Regions from separate parts of the Homo sapiens genome. Here region 1 is linked to region 2. A link is a loop called in an ENCODE intact Hi-C map of the cell type or tissue named here. Cell type or tissue: heart right ventricle. All regions are shown on one strand.

The links. A loop is a pair of places that touch in the nucleus more often than their neighbours do. Peaks named below come from ENCODE experiments on the same cell type or tissue, not always from the same donor. Only the 100,000 strongest peaks of a DNase experiment are listed, where the experiment ranks them.
Region 1: it touches region 2 in a loop (4-fold over the local background); 24 of 110 quality-filtered maps call a loop at or near these places.

The regions. Positions count from the first base shown.
Region 1 is chr9:134,685,950-134,693,949 of GRCh38, forward strand. COL5A1 (collagen type V alpha 1 chain) reads left to right here. Exons shown (of 66, transcript NM_000093.5): 2 at 4,963-5,130. Among named protein-coding and RNA genes, the nearest start is that of COL5A1-AS1, 37 kb to the left of the region's middle. RefSeq lists an enhancer at 2,841-3,631. In heart right ventricle, a CTCF peak has its summit at 3,794 (motif pointing right); DNase peaks (open chromatin) are centred at 3,792 and 5,452; H3K27ac peaks cover 1,977 bases.
Region 2 is chr9:134,446,336-134,454,335 of GRCh38, forward strand. All of the region lies in intron 1 of LOC105376311 (a long non-coding RNA gene), which reads left to right. Among named protein-coding and RNA genes, the nearest start is that of MIR4669, 71 kb to the left of the region's middle. RefSeq lists silencers at 726-1,133, 3,308-3,602. In heart right ventricle, a CTCF peak has its summit at 3,397 (motif pointing right); a DNase peak (open chromatin) is centred at 3,456.

The DNA.
Region 1 (8,000 bases), 240 kb after region 2:
CATCCATCCACTCATCCATCCATCCATTAGCCATCCATCCACCCACCCATCCATCCATTCATCCATCCATCCATTCATCCATCTATCCACCATTCATTTATCCACTATCCATCCATTCATCCGTCCATCCTGCATGTCTGTGTTGAGCTCCTCCTATGTGCCAGTGCTGCAGTCTTGCTTGTATTTCTTATCAGGGTCTTTGTGCTGCCTTTTGTGGTGCATGACACCCACGCAGAACTCAAACTTTCATTTCCAAATTATTCTCCTTCTTCCTTCCTCCTTCTCCTTCTCCTTTTTCTTCTTCTTTCTCTTCCTTTTTTTCGAGACCAGGTTATGCTCTGTCACCCAAGCTGGAGTGCAGTGACACGATCCTGGCTTACTGCAACCTCCACCACCCAGGGTCAAACGAGCCTCACACCTCAGCCCCTCAGTAGCTGGGATCACAGGTGCATGCCACCAAGCCCAGCTAATTTTTGTATTTATGTAGAGACGGGGTTTTACCATGTTGCCCAGGTTGATCTCCAACTCCCGAGCTCAAGCCATCTGCCTGCCTCGGCCTCCCAAAGTGCTGGGATTCCAGTCCTGAGCCACCGCGCCTGGCCATCAAATTCTTTTCAGTCACCTCCCTTCTTCCTTAAAACTGACCTTGCTGGCGTCCATTCCTTTATAGGTCTGGGGACCTGATGCCTGGTTATATCCTCATGAAAATGGGCCTCTGGGATGCCAGTGACAAATACTTCTACTTGTAACAGTGCAGGGGATGCAGGGGCCAACTTCTCTAACTCTGATCAACTCGGGGATGGACAAGAGGTATTCCCTGGGCAAGCGAGGCTGTGCAGGATGCCTGACCCCTAGGTGCTGGGGGTAAACACTTCTTGTAGTTTAAAGATTCTGATGCCCGTGGCCTTGTGCTGGGCCCATGTCCCATAGGTGGTTCCAGGGAGGCTCCTGGTTTCAGTGCACACAGCTGATGGGAGCAAGCCACGATGGGGAAAGGGATTGAATGCAGGGAGTCAGGTGGATACAGTCTCCGGGAGACCCGGCGTGGTGGGGTCAGGAGGCCCCACTCCACTATCCCATTTGGGGTTGCACCACCATAGCGAGGCTGCCACCCAGACTGCAGGAAGTTGCTGCTGCCAATGCCGCCTGGTGCCCTGAAGCTGGTCCCAGGCCGTGGCATGCGTGGGGGTCTGGACATGAGGATCACCTCCATATGCTGTGTCTGGGGATATGGCCCTGCTGGCTGTGCCAGGGCGGAGGAGGCTGCCACCTCCCTCTCACTGTCCAGCTCCATGAGTCTCTCTGATTGGCAGATTCTAATTTGCACCCTGCATCCTTATGCAAAGGCACCTGGGAAGTGTAGTTTTTAGCTCCCCAGACTGCAGAGCAGGATGGTGCCTAGAGGAGACAGGGCTGGAGCTTGGGTGGCCAAGGCACAGCAGGACACCTGCTATTCTCTGGGACTTCATCCATCCATCCATCCATCCATCCATCCATCCATCCATCCATCATCCATCCATCCATTCATCCATCCATCCATCCATCCATCCACCATGTGATGGACTGACCCCATAGGTGATCCGGTCATGGCGAGGGTTCCATGGAATCAACAAAGTTTTTGTTTCATGAAGCTTTCGGAGCTGGCCTTCTGTGCATCAGATGGTCGGTCTCAGGAACCTCTGGGCACAGCTGCATGGTCCTTCACTAAAGAGTAGGCACCGGGCTGGGTGTGGAGACCACACGCGTGATGCCATCTCGTCTTCACTGAGCACCTGGGCTGCTCGGTGGGTCCTCTGGGAACTGCTGGTGATGGGCCCCTGCCTGGCTGTCTAGGAGAAAAGGGCAAAAGAGAGGGGCTCTTGTTTGTTGAGCCGGGAAGTGCACGGGCCAGTGTGCGGTGGCCACTGTTGATTCTGCAGCTTCTCTCACTGGCCTTGACCCACTGGGATCCACCCTCTGGTGGGGGGTGCCACTGGCTTCAAACCCATGTCCACCTGTCCCCAAAGCTTGTGCTGTGTCCAAGTGGAGTTTTCATCCTGATGGAGGCTGGAAGAAAAGCTCCTGAAAGGCTGTGCGCCAGGCTCCTCCTGGGCTCTCCCCAACCTTTTCTTTTTCAAAAAGTACTTAATGTTTTCCTCTGCTCTGGCACAGGAAGCCCCTGGCCAGCAGGAGGGGTGGCACTAGGCCTGGGAAAGGTCTGGTGGCCTCTTAAACTTGTTGCAACAGAGATCTGCGAACATGTCCACCAAGCCTGCTGGAAAACAGCTCTTGCCTTCAGCAATGGAGAAAACAGGCTTGCGAGCCTGAGTCTGGGAAGAGCATCACGGGCTTGTTATGGTGTGAGTCCAGGAAGCCCCGGCCGGGATCCTTGCTCCCCTGCCCCGGCCGCTGCCAGTGCTGGAATTGAGTCTTAGGGATGACCCAGGGCTCGGCACTGTGTCATCTTCAGCAGGTGGACCGGCAGCTGGCGCATCCTCTCTTTCCACGGGCTGCATCCAGGCCCAGGGCTGCGCGGTGCAGCCTCACCAGGCACTGGCACTCAGCGTTTCTTCTCAAGTCAAAGGCAAAAGCCCACCAAAGCCTTCTTTGCTGGGGCCAGGTGGGAGGTGCCATACATGCCCGAGGGGGTGACAGAGCTGGGTGGGCTGTGCCCTGCTTGGCAGCCGAAAGCCACCCAGGAAAACAGAGAGGCCATGAGAGGCCTGGACGTGGGGTGTTCTGGGTCCCTGTGCCGCCCCTCCCCTTTGTCACTGTTCCCACGCCGCAGTGGGAAATCCTCAGCTTCTCCATGTTTCTGGCTTCTTGATTTAATTGGCAGAGGACTGCAGCAAAGCCAAGCTGTAGAAATGACACCGTCAGAGGCAGGGACTTCAGAACCCTGGGACCTGGGTACTGTGGAGCCTTCCAGAGAACTGTGGATGGGGAGGGGCTTCATGAATGAGAAATGCGGCTTCGATTTCCCTCCACCCTGGTCTCCTTCAGAGCCCTGCCCAGGCTGCTGTCTTCCCTGCACTGTCAGCTGGTCATGGCGGGGGTGGGGGTGGCACAGGTTCCTGTCTGTACCTCCTTGTGGCCTGCGCACCAAGCACAGTGCCCGCGCTGAGTCCCCTGGAGGGACAGGGAGTGCTGGGGAGACAGAGTCCTCCGTCTGGGTGCTCCTCTTGCTGAGGGCCTGCTGGGACAAGCAGTGACACTGCGCCATTGTCTCTGGCAGCCACCTCCTCCCGTGGCAGTGCCGAGGCTGCAGGTGCCCCTGGCTGCAGGAGTCCTTGAAAACCAGCAGAGAGGAAACCTGCGTGGCCATCCCATCTCACCTCCAAACCTTCTGCCCTTGGGAAAAAGGTGGGACTTTCCTCTTGAGCCCGTCGCAGGCTGATCACCATTCCTCCCTGGGGAGGAGGGCCAGGCCAGAGAGCGGGGAACTGATAGCTGAGGAGGCCCACACCACTGCACCCAGAGATGGGCACTGTTTAGTAGCAGATGTTGGGATCTAACTCCAATTGGCATTAGCATAAAGAGGGATACACCGGTTTCTGTCAGGCACAGCTTGATCCAGCTACTCAAACAGTGTGGCCAGTCTGTCTCTCTGCATCCTCAGGCAAGCACTCTCCACCTGCTCAGGAGACAGTTGCCAGCAGCTCCAGGTTCCTGTTCTGTGTTTGGAGCCAGCAGAGCAGGGAGGATTCCTCTTTCTCAAAGGAAAAAAGCCCCAGGACGGAGCTTCCTTATCCTGGCTGGTCTCACGTCCATCCCTGAGCTGACCGTCTGGGACAGGGCGGTGTCATGCTCTGATTGGCCAGCAGAGGGGGCACGGCCAACCCCGTCCACATCTACTGGGCAGGGCAGTTGCCGGCTGCTGGGTTCCTCCAACTCCCAGGCCGCCCCAACACACACCATTCTGTCGCTGTGATGCCAACTTCGAGTTTATTTTCTCTGCCGGGACTCCCAGGGAGCCTCTTGCTCGTGGGCACAGGAGCAGTGCTTTTCCCATAAAACTGACCTTGTTCAGGGCAGGTTCCTGGATTCGCGCCTTGTGGTGGATGCAGGTCTGGGGTCCTCGTGGTGTGGGGGAAGGAGGCTCTGGCAGATGGGGCCGTCTTTTGTGTTGGAGGGTGACCATTGAGCTCCCTGGTAATGATCACGGCTTCAGTGGCCAGAGGTCAGCTTATCCCCTTGCCCTTCCCTGAGAGCCCCTGGATAGAGGGTCAGGAACCTTCTGGAAGGGATGCGGGGGCTGCCCCTCCCTTGTTCTTGGCTCTGCATGGTCTGGCGATGTGGGCAGGGGTCTTCCAGGGCAATGGAAACTGCACACCCGCTGTAAACGGTCATGGGAAGGCGACAGACAGTCCAGGTGGATAATGACGGGGGGATAAACTAGGCCAGTGACATCCCCGTGACCTCTGGAGGGGCCTCAGGTGGGGTGAAGGTTCTCAGGGCTGCAGGGCAGATGTTGTGACCCACCGGTTCTCCTGTGTCATTGCACAGCACACCATAAGGCGGTCAGCTCCGCAGTGGGCCTTCTGTGGCCTTCCAGCATCTGCCTGGGCTGCTCTCCTTACGTGGCCAATGAGAAGAGGTGTCTGGGAGGCTGGGTGTGTGGCCCCTGCCAGCCTCAGGAGCCACGAGAGCGCAGTGAGGAAGGAGGGCGTCGTCAGAGCTGGGCTAGCCCGGGTCTGCCCCTGGTGTGTGGCCGCTGGTGGGGACAGGGATGGGACCCTCTGGGCTAGCCTGGGTCTGCCCCCGGTATGTGGCTGCTGGTGGGGACAAGGATGGGACCCTCCTCCGCAGCGTGGTGCCCTGCCTCGCCCAGCACGCGGCTCTAAGCTGGTCCTGGGGCTCTTCTGAGTGCCCAGGATTCACAGTGGTGGGGGTGGGGGTGCTTCCTGTCATCCCAGCTTCCGGGTGTTCCCAGGTGCTCCTTTCCTCTCCGTGGCTAACTCTGCTCCTCCTCTGTCATTTCAGCTCAGCCAGCAGATCTCCTGAAGGTTCTAGATTTTCACAACTTGCCTGATGGAATAACAAAGACAACAGGCTTTTGCGCCACGCGGCGATCTTCCAAAGGCCCGGATGTCGCTTACAGAGTCACCAAAGACGCGCAGCTCAGCGCACCCACCAAGCAGCTGTACCCTGGTAAGTGCCGCACCCTTCTGTTTGGGGCGGTGGGTCCCGTTGGCCCTCTGGCCTCCAGCCAGGAGCAGCGCTCAAGCCTGCGTGGTGGCAGAAGCGGGCTCAGCTTTCCAGGAAGCCCCTCTCACGAGCCCGGCTTCGTTTCACTGTAGTGAAAAGGCAGTTGCAACAGTGGGATTTTGTCCTTCTGGACGGGACTGGGCTTTGTCACTGTCCTTCTCTGCTGGATGTGGGTGGGTGGGTGTGGCCCAGTGCCCTTGACCTTCTATCAGCTGTGTCTCTGGTGGTAGCTGGGCCGCCAGGACTCCAAGGGCAGAAAGAGTCGGATGGGTCCTGAGGGATGAGGTTGAGAGAAACCTCGGGGTCGTGGGAAAGGAAGCACTTCCAGACAGAAGCTTAACCAGGGGCAGTGACATTAAGAGACGATGAATCAAACGTCGTGACTCCTAGCAAGAGCATGGGAGGCTTTTAATGAGAGTCAACTGCTAAATGCCGGGTCTCTGCTTTTAATTACATGCCCGGAGCGGGAAGCAGCATTAGCTCTAAGATACAGCATCCAAGTTGTCCCTGTCACCCAGTCGTGGGGCGGCACCTGCCACAGTTAATTAAACCCTCTGGGCTTATCTGGACGTGATTAACGAGCTGTTGATGGAGAACCTCATCGCCTTGACCCAGCCACTTGCTCATGGCCTGGACTAAAATGAGCTCCTCTTTCTGATTCAGATGAGAAAGGGACGGGGGATGTAGGGCAGGTGAGTTCACTTTATGAGATGCTCTGTAATTATTAGAAGACAGCGCAGCATCTTTTTGGTGGACCTGGAGGTGACCCCGGCATTGAACCCACGATCAGGGCAGTCTTTGAATGCTCCGTGGTGTTTCTGATGATCGTGTCCCCACGGGGCCCCTGAAGGACACCCTCTTTTGAGGGGCTGTTTCTGCTTCCACAGACGTGCTCTCTGTACACTCATCCCCAGCCATTGCCCAGCCCTCCTTTACATCCATGTGACCTTGAAGAGTTTGTCTCTGAGAGAATCTGGGCAGTTCTTTTCAAGAATGTTTTTGAGAACGAGTTATTTCAAGAAACACCTTCGAGGCACCGAGTCTCTGCCTTGCAGCTTGGTGGAGGTGAGGTGAAGTGGCCTGGGACCCCTGGCAGCCCATATTCTCTTAAACAGCCCACCTCTGGGTACCAGAGTGGCCCTGGGCTGTGGATCCCCAGCCTCAAGCGTGTGGAACTCATCGGCTCAGACAGCCTGTCCCCGCAAAGGACTGCAGCGGTTTCGTTTCTCCAGGCCTCTGGAGGAGCGTTCATAAGCTTCTGGGAGAGCATCTCTTTTGGAATTAGCCATGGAATCCTCACTTGGACCTTGGCCCAGAAATTGCACCCTTTTCTGCCCCATGACCCCCGGTTTAGAATTCGTGACCTAGAGATCCTGGGAGGGCTGGTCCAGGGAAGGGCTTAGAGAGCTGATTGCCGAGGACCACATGGACTCTGGGTGTGTGACACGCTGAGGGGCACCCTGGGAAGTAAGCGCTCCTGCTTTCCAAGGGGATCTTCAGCCACTTTGTTTAATCTTCTCTGTGTCACCCAATTCTGGGGTGTGGGCACCACACACTCACTGGACTTTGTCCTTCTCTGCTGGATTATCTTGTGGCCAGAAATATTACAGTATCTCAGGAATACGGGCTAATTATTGGATAAATAATCTAGGATCAGCTGGGCGCGGTGGCTCACCCTGTAATCCCAGCACTTTGGGAGGCTGAGGCAGGCGGATCACTTAAGGTCAGGAGTTTGAGACCAGCCTGGCCAACATAGTGAAACTCCATCTCTACCAAAAATACAAAAATTAGCTGGACGTGGTGGTGCGCGCCTGTAATCCCAGCTATTCGGGAGGCTGAGGCAGGAGAATCACTTGAACCTGGGAGGCGGAGGTTGCAGTGAGCTGAGATCGCACCACTGCACTCCAGCCTGGGTGAGAGTGAGAATATGTCAAAAACAAAAAAAAAGGAAAAGAAAGAAATGGCTTGGCCTTCCAGCAGTTTCTGCATAGCAGGCTCTCTGTGCCTCTCTCAGCAGGGACCCCATCCCTGAGCAGGGCTCTTATCTACAGATCAGTTGGTTTCCATGTCTGTTTCCGGCTTTTAACCAGATGCTAGGTGAGCGAGGTTACCGTGACACAGTGAAGCAGTGAGCCGAGATCGCGCCATTGCACTCCAGCCTGGGCAACGGAGTGAGTGAGACTGTCTCAAACAAAACAAAACAAACAAAAAAACCAACACATAATCTAGGGTAAATTTCTGAATAGTCTGCGGGATTTTTTTTTAAGTCCATGTTTTTTTAAGTTTTCCAAAGTGCTTCACTTGCTCTTCCAGAGCCTTCTGTGAATTAGCTTACAGAGTAGAGTGGGTCCACATAAGCCAATTGCCCCATTCATGGCAGATGAAGCTGGAGGTTGCTTGGGAAGTATTGAAGCAGGGCTGTCTACGGAGTCCCTTCTGCAGGTCCCAAAGTGTTGGGTTGGGACCTGCAGAGGTCCCAAGGGACACTGTTGGAGACCAGTGTCATAGGACATCATTTGCCTTTGAATTGACGCCATACCCCGCCTCGCCCCTTCCGCCCGGCCCTCCGAGCAAACTCGCCACCTGTCCTCTGTTGCTCGGACTCTGTCCACCCCACTTGGCTTGTGGGCCCCTCAGTGGAGGGACTCAGAAGCTCACTTCAGGTTTTCTGTTTGAGAAGTGCTCAGTGTGTAGGGGCCACACACAGGAAAGGGCTGTTTGCTTGGGACCGACACGGTCTCGCGCCAGCCACTCGTGTGGGTCAGCCTAAGCGCTAGGGGAGCTGGAGCTGCACCATGCCCTGTCTCGGGGAG
Region 2 (8,000 bases):
GCCTCAGTCTCCTGAGTAGCTGGGATTACAGGCACATGCCACCATGCCCAGCTTTTTTTTTTTTTTTTTTTGTATTGTTAATATAGACAGGATTTCACCATGTTGGTTAGGCTGGTCTTGAACTCCTGACTTCAAATGATCTGCCAGACTTGGCCTCCCAAAGTGCTGGGATTACAGGCGTGAGCCACCACGCCCGGCCCAGTGAAGTGACTTTTGAGGCTGACTGCCCCCCCAACTCCTTCCCCCTCACCCCCTCCTACACTTCTAAGGTTGGGGTGCGAGTCACTTGAGGATCCTGGCCCAGGTGTGGAGGGGGACGCTGCTTCCCACAGTGCTCGCTCACGGCAGGTAACTGTGGAAGAACCGTAGCCCAGGTTCTTCCTGGGGGGCTGGGGGGCTGCTGGATTCCACCTGAGCAGGCCCAACACCCACCTGCCCAGCAGCATCTTCTTTGCACCACTGCACGGCTGCTGAACGCGGCCCTCACGCCCTTCTCACATCTGCCTGGCCCTTACCGGCGTAGCAACGTCCTTCATCTCCAGGGGCTTCATGTTGTCCTCCCAGCAGCTCCGTGAAGGAGGAGGGGCAGGGGTGACAAGCCCAGGTTCACAAAGGAAGCAGGGCTGGAGAGAGACGGGTCTCACAACCTACACAACAGTGTCAGGACTCTCAGGAAGATTGTCTTTGCTGGTCAGCGGTGGCCTTGTTCCCACAGAGTGATCAGAGAGGGGCTTTCCTTAAGGGCTTCAAAGGGAAGCCAGGTGGGCCTGTAGCACTTCCCTGCTCTCCTGCTGCCCGTCCTGGAAGGAGGGAGGCGCTTTTGGGAAGCTTCTCGCTGGGCTCCTCTCGCCCGGCACTCACTGGGGTGCAGCTGTCGGAAGCAGCATGTCCACCCTCCAGCACACACGGCACATTTGCCACCGCAGGCCTGTTCCCTGGTAGCTGTCACAGCTGGGGAAGCTGAGGCTGGTGCATGACCAGCAGTGGTCAGGAGTGCTGCTCTCACCTGGGAGCAGGAGGAACACGTAGAATCTGGAGCAGCACCCTGAGCGAGTCAGGTGCGGAGACTCAGTGCCCTATCACCCAGAGGGAGGAGGATGCGGCTGGTGGGGCACCAGGGTGCTTGGGCCCAGCTGTGGGGCTTCCTCCAGGCTGAGTGGGGTGGCGGTGGGCAGGGGTTTCTCTGGAGTCCTGGCCCTGGACCTGCTGAGCTGGTGATCACTGTTGCACATGCCTGTGACTCGGTTTCCCCTGTTTGGTGTGCCCACTGTCTGTGGGATGGGCATGAGACCATCACAGGGCTGCTTGTGGCAAGTCTGCCTCCACAGTTCAGCTCTTGCATTTCAGTCTGAAAGGTCCCCCAGGCTCAGCCTGTTTGGGAGCAGCCTGTGTGCATTGGGGTAGGGGGAAGCAGAAGTGGGGTCCCAGCTCCCAGACACTGCCCACCTGGAGAAGCCATGGCCTGGCTTCCAGGCCCAGTGCCAGTGAACACGCCAGGAGTTGTGGTTGGACCAGGGCCTCAGCTTGACACCCGGGGAGTATCTCACCCCTCTCTGGTTCAGACTCTTGCTGTTGCATAAAAATCCCCCAAGTTCTTGGTCAGTAAGACCTGGGTTAGTGGCCCCAGGGCCAGGGGACTGAAGTAGGGGAGCTTTCCTAACAGACAGGCAGGGTTTGGGGAAGATTTTTCCTTTGTTGGAGGTTGGATGGGGTGGGGGAGGGGAGCAGGAGGACATGGGCTCTGCAGACCCTCTGTATCTCAGGTAGTGGCCAGGAGCCAAGGGCCCTGCTGGTGGTGCTGGCCTGGAATCCAGTCCTCGGTCTCTTCTGCTCTGCCCCTGCGAGATATAAGTGTGGGCTCTGGAGTCACTCACGTCAGCTCCCTGCTCGCTCACCCAGAGCCTCAGTTTCTGCCCCTGTGGAATGGGGCTAATCCTAGCACCTTGCTTGTGGTGCTGCCTGAGCCAAGACCTGCAGTGGCTCCCCTCTGGCATCACTCCAACACTCAGTGAGGGGCAGCTGGGCGAGACTGAGAGCGAGAGACCTTCCAGGTGCCGGGCTTTGCAGCCTCATTGGCCTTTTCTACTAAGGTCCTTTCTCTGGGTGCCCAGGGACGTGGGTGGCTTGCACAGAAGCCATGACAAGTGTGTGGGTCTACTGAGGACCCAGCTGCAGTGAAGGGCCTGGGAGAACCGGAGGTGCATGTGCTCAGGGAGTCTAACCCAGCTGTGGGGCAGAATGTCACAGGGCTGGTAGTGAGAGTGGAAGGTGGGGTCACCTGGACTGCAGGTGCCTGGGGCCAGCCAACTGCAGACTGTCCAGGGAATAGAGGGCCAAGGTGTCAGTGTCACTGGAGGGCATGTGGTGGCAGGGGGCCCTGGGTGGGGACACGTCAAAAGGGCAGGACCCAGGAATTTTCCAGTAAGTACAAACCTAGTGAACTTTGGGTGCAACAAACAAGCTACTTGAGTTACAAACAATATACTTTAGAGAAAAGCAAACAATTTGCCAAAAAACCCCAAGTGAACTAGGAGCAAATGGAACATGGATTGAGGGGGCCATACAGCCATTTGACCATTCTAGTTGGTAGCAGGGGCTGCTGACAGCACTGTGATGAGAAGGACTCTGAGGCTTTGTCTGGGTGCAGCAGACACAGGCTTGATGGGACTGTCACTGTGCAGCTGTGTTCTTCATTGGGTGAGTTGGAAAGCGAGGGTGTGGGAAGGCAGACAGCTTAAAGGTCCAAGGCCAGCAGACTTTGTTCCACTGTCCTCCTGAATTTGGAATTTGGTGGTTTCTTTCTGTTGGACATGTCACCCCTCTTGGGGCTCTAGAAACTCCACCAGTCCCTGAACACCCACCCTGCCCCACCCCACCCCCGACACATAGGCAGAGACCTTGGTTTTGTTTGGAGAGTTACAACAGCTGATAAAGCTGGGTTGCAATTTTCTGAGTCCCCACTGGGTGGCAACCTCTAATTATTCCAAGTTTTAGGGTTTAGAAAACGAAAATACCTTACTGAAGAAATTCAGTAAAACCTATCTTTGCCGCTGAATTATGTGGATGACAGCACTGAATTTTGTCATGTTCAAGGAAGGAGGCATCTCATGGACCCTTTGTCTTCCCTGCAAGGGGCTCTGTTTCCTTGGCATGCAGGGCAACACTTGATGGGAACTGTGGCAAAAGCAACTTCCCCAGAGGTCAGGATGCTTGTGAAACCTCATCACAACGGAATATCCTCAGCTTGCTCCCCCAGAGAGGCCATGGGAGCTGTATGCAGGGTCAGCCCTACTTGGGTATCTTTAGTATACACAGAGCGAGGGGAAAACATCCTAAGGTGCCTCCATCGGCTCAGGACATAGCGGTCCCTGGTGCCGTGGCTGTCAGCATCCCTATCCACCACCTGAGGGCAGTGTCATCCTGCAGAGTGCACCCGGCAACCAAACTGGTGGCCCCTGCTGACTGGCTAAGCTCTGATGTTTCCCTGGCAACCACCTCCCGGCTCCTCCCTCTCCCATTTGCCCAGCCCTGGAACATGCTGCTTAGTTTGATTTGCAGATGCTGCCTTTTTGCTCTCTGTCCCCATGCTTAGGGGCCAAGATGCTGCCCCAGAATGGACCGTGGCGGGCTGTAGAAGCAGGGACGGACCCGCATATGAACATCCCTGATTCCGTCTTAGCTGAAGGGTCCTCCTTTTCCTCCAGTGCTTGTGTTTCCCACATCCTGCTCTGGAAATGAAGAGCAAAATACAGAGAAGGGGCTTTCAGGGCCAGGAGTGAAGGCAGAGAACTGTGTGATGCTTCTGCGATTCCCCAGGCAGAGCCCCTGCACCCCTCCTTGCCTGCTGCCCATCTCATGGGCTGGGGAGAGTGCCCTTCCCCTGCTTGCTGCTGAGGGGAGGGAGGGGATGCAGAACACTGTGGTTCAGAAGCATGGAAGTGTGGTGCCTGGGACATCTGCCCTGATTAGTCCCAGGGGAGATTTGTGGTGGTCCTTCTGGAGCAGACCTTGTCAACTACAAAGCGACTATGAATTCTAATGAGTTGAACCCCACTGGGACACAACTAAGTTGTCCCCAGAGACTGCAGGAAGCCTCAGGAGGGTGCCTTCTGAGGTCAAAGGAAGACAGAGGGGAGAAAGTGGCATGCCTGGGGCCTGCTTGTGGTGCCTGGCCTTGAGGCTGGTGGATGCCTGCATCTGGAGCTGGAGCCCTTGGTCCCAGATAAGCATGTGAGGAATCAAGTCATGGGGAAGGCAGTGAGTGTGGGAGGTGGTGGTGGGGTTGCTGATTTGGACAGCATGGCAGGTGGGGCCTCCACGGGAAGCCGACCTGTCCTAGTCCACTTGGGCTGGGTGGCTCACAGACAGCAGCTTATTGCTCATGGTCCTGGAGGCTGGAAGTCCAAGATCAAGGCACCTGCGGATTTGGTATCTGGCAAGGGCCCATTGCTGGTTCAGAGCTGGCTGCTTCTGTCTGCATCCTCACATGGCAGAAGTGAGCAAGGCAGTTCTCAGAGACTTCTTTTATAAGGGTGCTCATCCCACTCATGAGGGCAGAGCCTCCCAGAGGTCCCATCTCCCAACATCATCATCTTGGAGGTTAGGATTTCAATGCATGACTTTTGTTGAGACACAGATATTCTGTCTATAGCACAACTACACAGCAATACAGGGAAAGGCATCCCAGGCTGGGGGAACAGCATATACGAAGGCTCAGAGGCAGGAGAGAACTGAGGTGTGCAAAGAGTAACACAGAGACACATGGGGAGAGAGGCTGGTGATGAGGCGGGGACCATTGGGGCTGAGGGTTCTCCATGTTGCCCAGGCAGACATGTGCTGGAATTGCTGGATGTATCGCCCAGACATCCAGCAATTCCAGTGCTTCTTCTCAATCCCCCTTCGAATGCCTCTTTCACCTTTCACAAACGTTTCCTCCTGCTCAGGAGGCTTGCCTGGCCTGTGTCTTTGCTCCCTCCTTCCCTTCCCTCTCTCCCTCCATCCCTTCCTCTGCCTTATAGACTCCTCCCTGAGAAGAAGGCCAGCTCCCAGTCTTCCCAGTCTTCCCCTCCCTCAGGCCCAATCCAGCCTGAGCACGGTCTGGATTTAGTCTTTAGGCTTGGTCAAGAGTGTGTTTGCAAACCTCTTCACTCCTTGCTGGCTAGAGCTTCCCATCTTCTTAACCAGGTCCCCTGAGACTCCAAGGCAGGCACCCACTGGGGCTGATCACATGAATAAATTGGGTGTAGTTCCAAGAGGTGGGAACTGTGGTTTTGTAAATTTCACAAGTTGTCTGCATTTCACAAGTGCACAGGTGTACCATGGTGAATCAGAGGCTCCAAGGCAAGGCTCATGGTGTTTAGCCCTGTGCATACACCACCTCATCTCCCTACCCATCTATTCACCCACCCACCCATCCATCCATCCACCTACCCATCTACCTACCCACCCACCAATCCATTCATCCATCCATCCATCCATCTACCCGCTTACCAATTTATCCATCCATCCATCTATTCATCCATCCATCCATCTACCCATCTATTCACCCATCCACCCATCCATTCACCCATCCATCCATCTACCCACCCACCAATCCATCCATCCATCCATCCATCCATCCATCCATCCATCCATCCATGCATCCATCCATCCGCTTACCAATCCATCCATCCATCCATCCATCCATCCATCCATCCATCCACATCCACCTACCCACCCACCAATCCATCCATCCATCCATCCATCCATCCATCCATCCATCCATCCACATACCCTCATCCACCCATCCACCCATTCACTCACCCAGTCATCCATCCATCCATCCATCCATCCATCCACACACCCATCCATCCACCCAACCACCCATTCACTCACCCAGTCATCCATCCATCCATTCATCCATCCATCCACCCACCCACCCAGTCACCCATCTGTCTACTTATCCATTCACCCAGTCACCTATCTATCCACCCAGCCAACCCACCCATCTATTCATCCATCCATCCACCCTCCCATCCATCCACTCATCCACCCACCCACCCAGAATTCATCCATCCACCTATTCATTCAGCAAATACAGACTGGAAATTGCATGGATTAGGTCCTGTACTTGGCTCCAGGAGAGAGCAGAGTTTGCAGAGTCTGTTCAACAGAAATCCAATGTGAGCCATATATGTAATTAATTTAAAATTTCCTAGTAGCCACACTAAAACCAGGTGAAATAAGTGTAATATTTTATTTAACCCGATACATAAACAATATTATAATTTCCACATGCAATCAATATAACAATTATTGAGATATTTTACATTCATATTTTGGTGGCAAGTCTTTGAGATTTGGTGTTTATCTTAGCCTTATAGCACATCTCAATTTGTACAGGTCACATTTCAGGCTCTCGAAACCACATGTGGCAAGTGGCTTGTGCATTGGACAGTGCAGGTCTAGAATATTCTCATGGTGTTGCATGTGGGCAGCAAATGTGGGCTGATCTGTGCCATGAGGAGGCCATAATCAAGGTGCGATGGGAATATGGAGGAGAGGCAACCATGGGTAGAGGAGGCTGAATGGCTTCCCAGAGGAGGCAGCACTGGAGCAGGGCACTGACGGATGAACAGGAGTTCTTCAGGTGCGAAATAGGGAAAAGAAAATCTCCCAATTCCCTGGTGCCCCAAGTAGGGCTCATGAAGGTCCAGGTCAGCTTGAAGAAACCAAGGGCCTTTAATGACCTCCCCACCAGGTGCTCCTTATAGACCCATGGTTCAAATCATCTTATTCCTGCCCCCTGGGCCAGTGTTGACGTTTCCCCATCTTATAGTGACGAACACTGGGGCCTGGAGGTCCAGCTGCTTACAGCCACGGTTTTCAGAGCATCTACCATGAGCTAGAGCTCCACCCCAGATGGTGGGGTTGGAAGTACAAGGAGAAAAGGAGGTGTGGAATAAGGCTCCTTGCTCTGAGCCCGTAAGCTCCCTCTGGGTGGGGGCTCTGTGGGTTGGTGCTGGGAGACTCGCTGTCCCGCTGACCTGCCTTCTCCCATAGATGGTGGCCCTTGAGACCACATGGAACCAATTTCCCAATTAAGCTAATTGGAAGAATCATGGCATGCCTTTCTGGTTATCGGCCTGGGAGGGCAGAATGGTGCCTGCGTGCCGAAGAGTCCATAAACGTTGAGCTATGCTGGCCAGACCATTGGACGGTATCACCTGGTCCAACCACTGTTTATGAGGACTTCCCGAGATCACTGAGGCTTTTAGGCTACTGTGCGTGTGCCTGTGAACTTCCAGGCCCTGTACCTGCATGTTATAGGAGGAAGTGCTGGGGTGGGGGGCTGTGGAGGGGCTCCTGAAACTTGTCTATAACCAGGCATGGCCATCTGGCTCTCACTTGGGTGGACTTTCTTAGGTCTAACTGCAATCTCTCTTGCTGCTGACTCAACATGCCCCCTCCCCCTCCCGAGTGGTTGGGGCCCCAGGTGAGCACTGGCCGGCGGGGCTGCTCACGATTGCTATCCAAGACCAGCCTGGAAAGCTGCCATTTTCATTAAAACCCTTAGACATGAATCTTCCAAAATGTTTCTATGAAGAATCCAAAGGAACCCGTGTCAGGGACATCCTTAGCTGGATGGGCAGCCTGGGAGCGGCGGCATGGGAGCAGCAGCATGGGAGCGGCCGGCCTGGGACAAGCTCCGTGTGACCACAGGCTCATCCTTTCTGCTCACTCGAGGTCTCGGCTTTCCCTTTTGTGGAAAGAGGGAGTTGTTCTGGAATCCACACCCTATGGTCCGTGTGATTTGGTGGGGGCAGCAAGGAGGCCTCCCCCTCCCCTAACACTGCCTCCCTGCTGCCCGGGATCACAGCCGCTGGGCTCCGTCCTGAGGGTTTAGCACTGCCCTCCCCTTTCTCAGATGCTTGCTGCACATTTCAGGGTGGAAAGGGCCCGACCTCATTCTTTCTGGGAGTCCGAAGAGGTTTGAGCAGGGCCCAGCACGTGGCCACTGC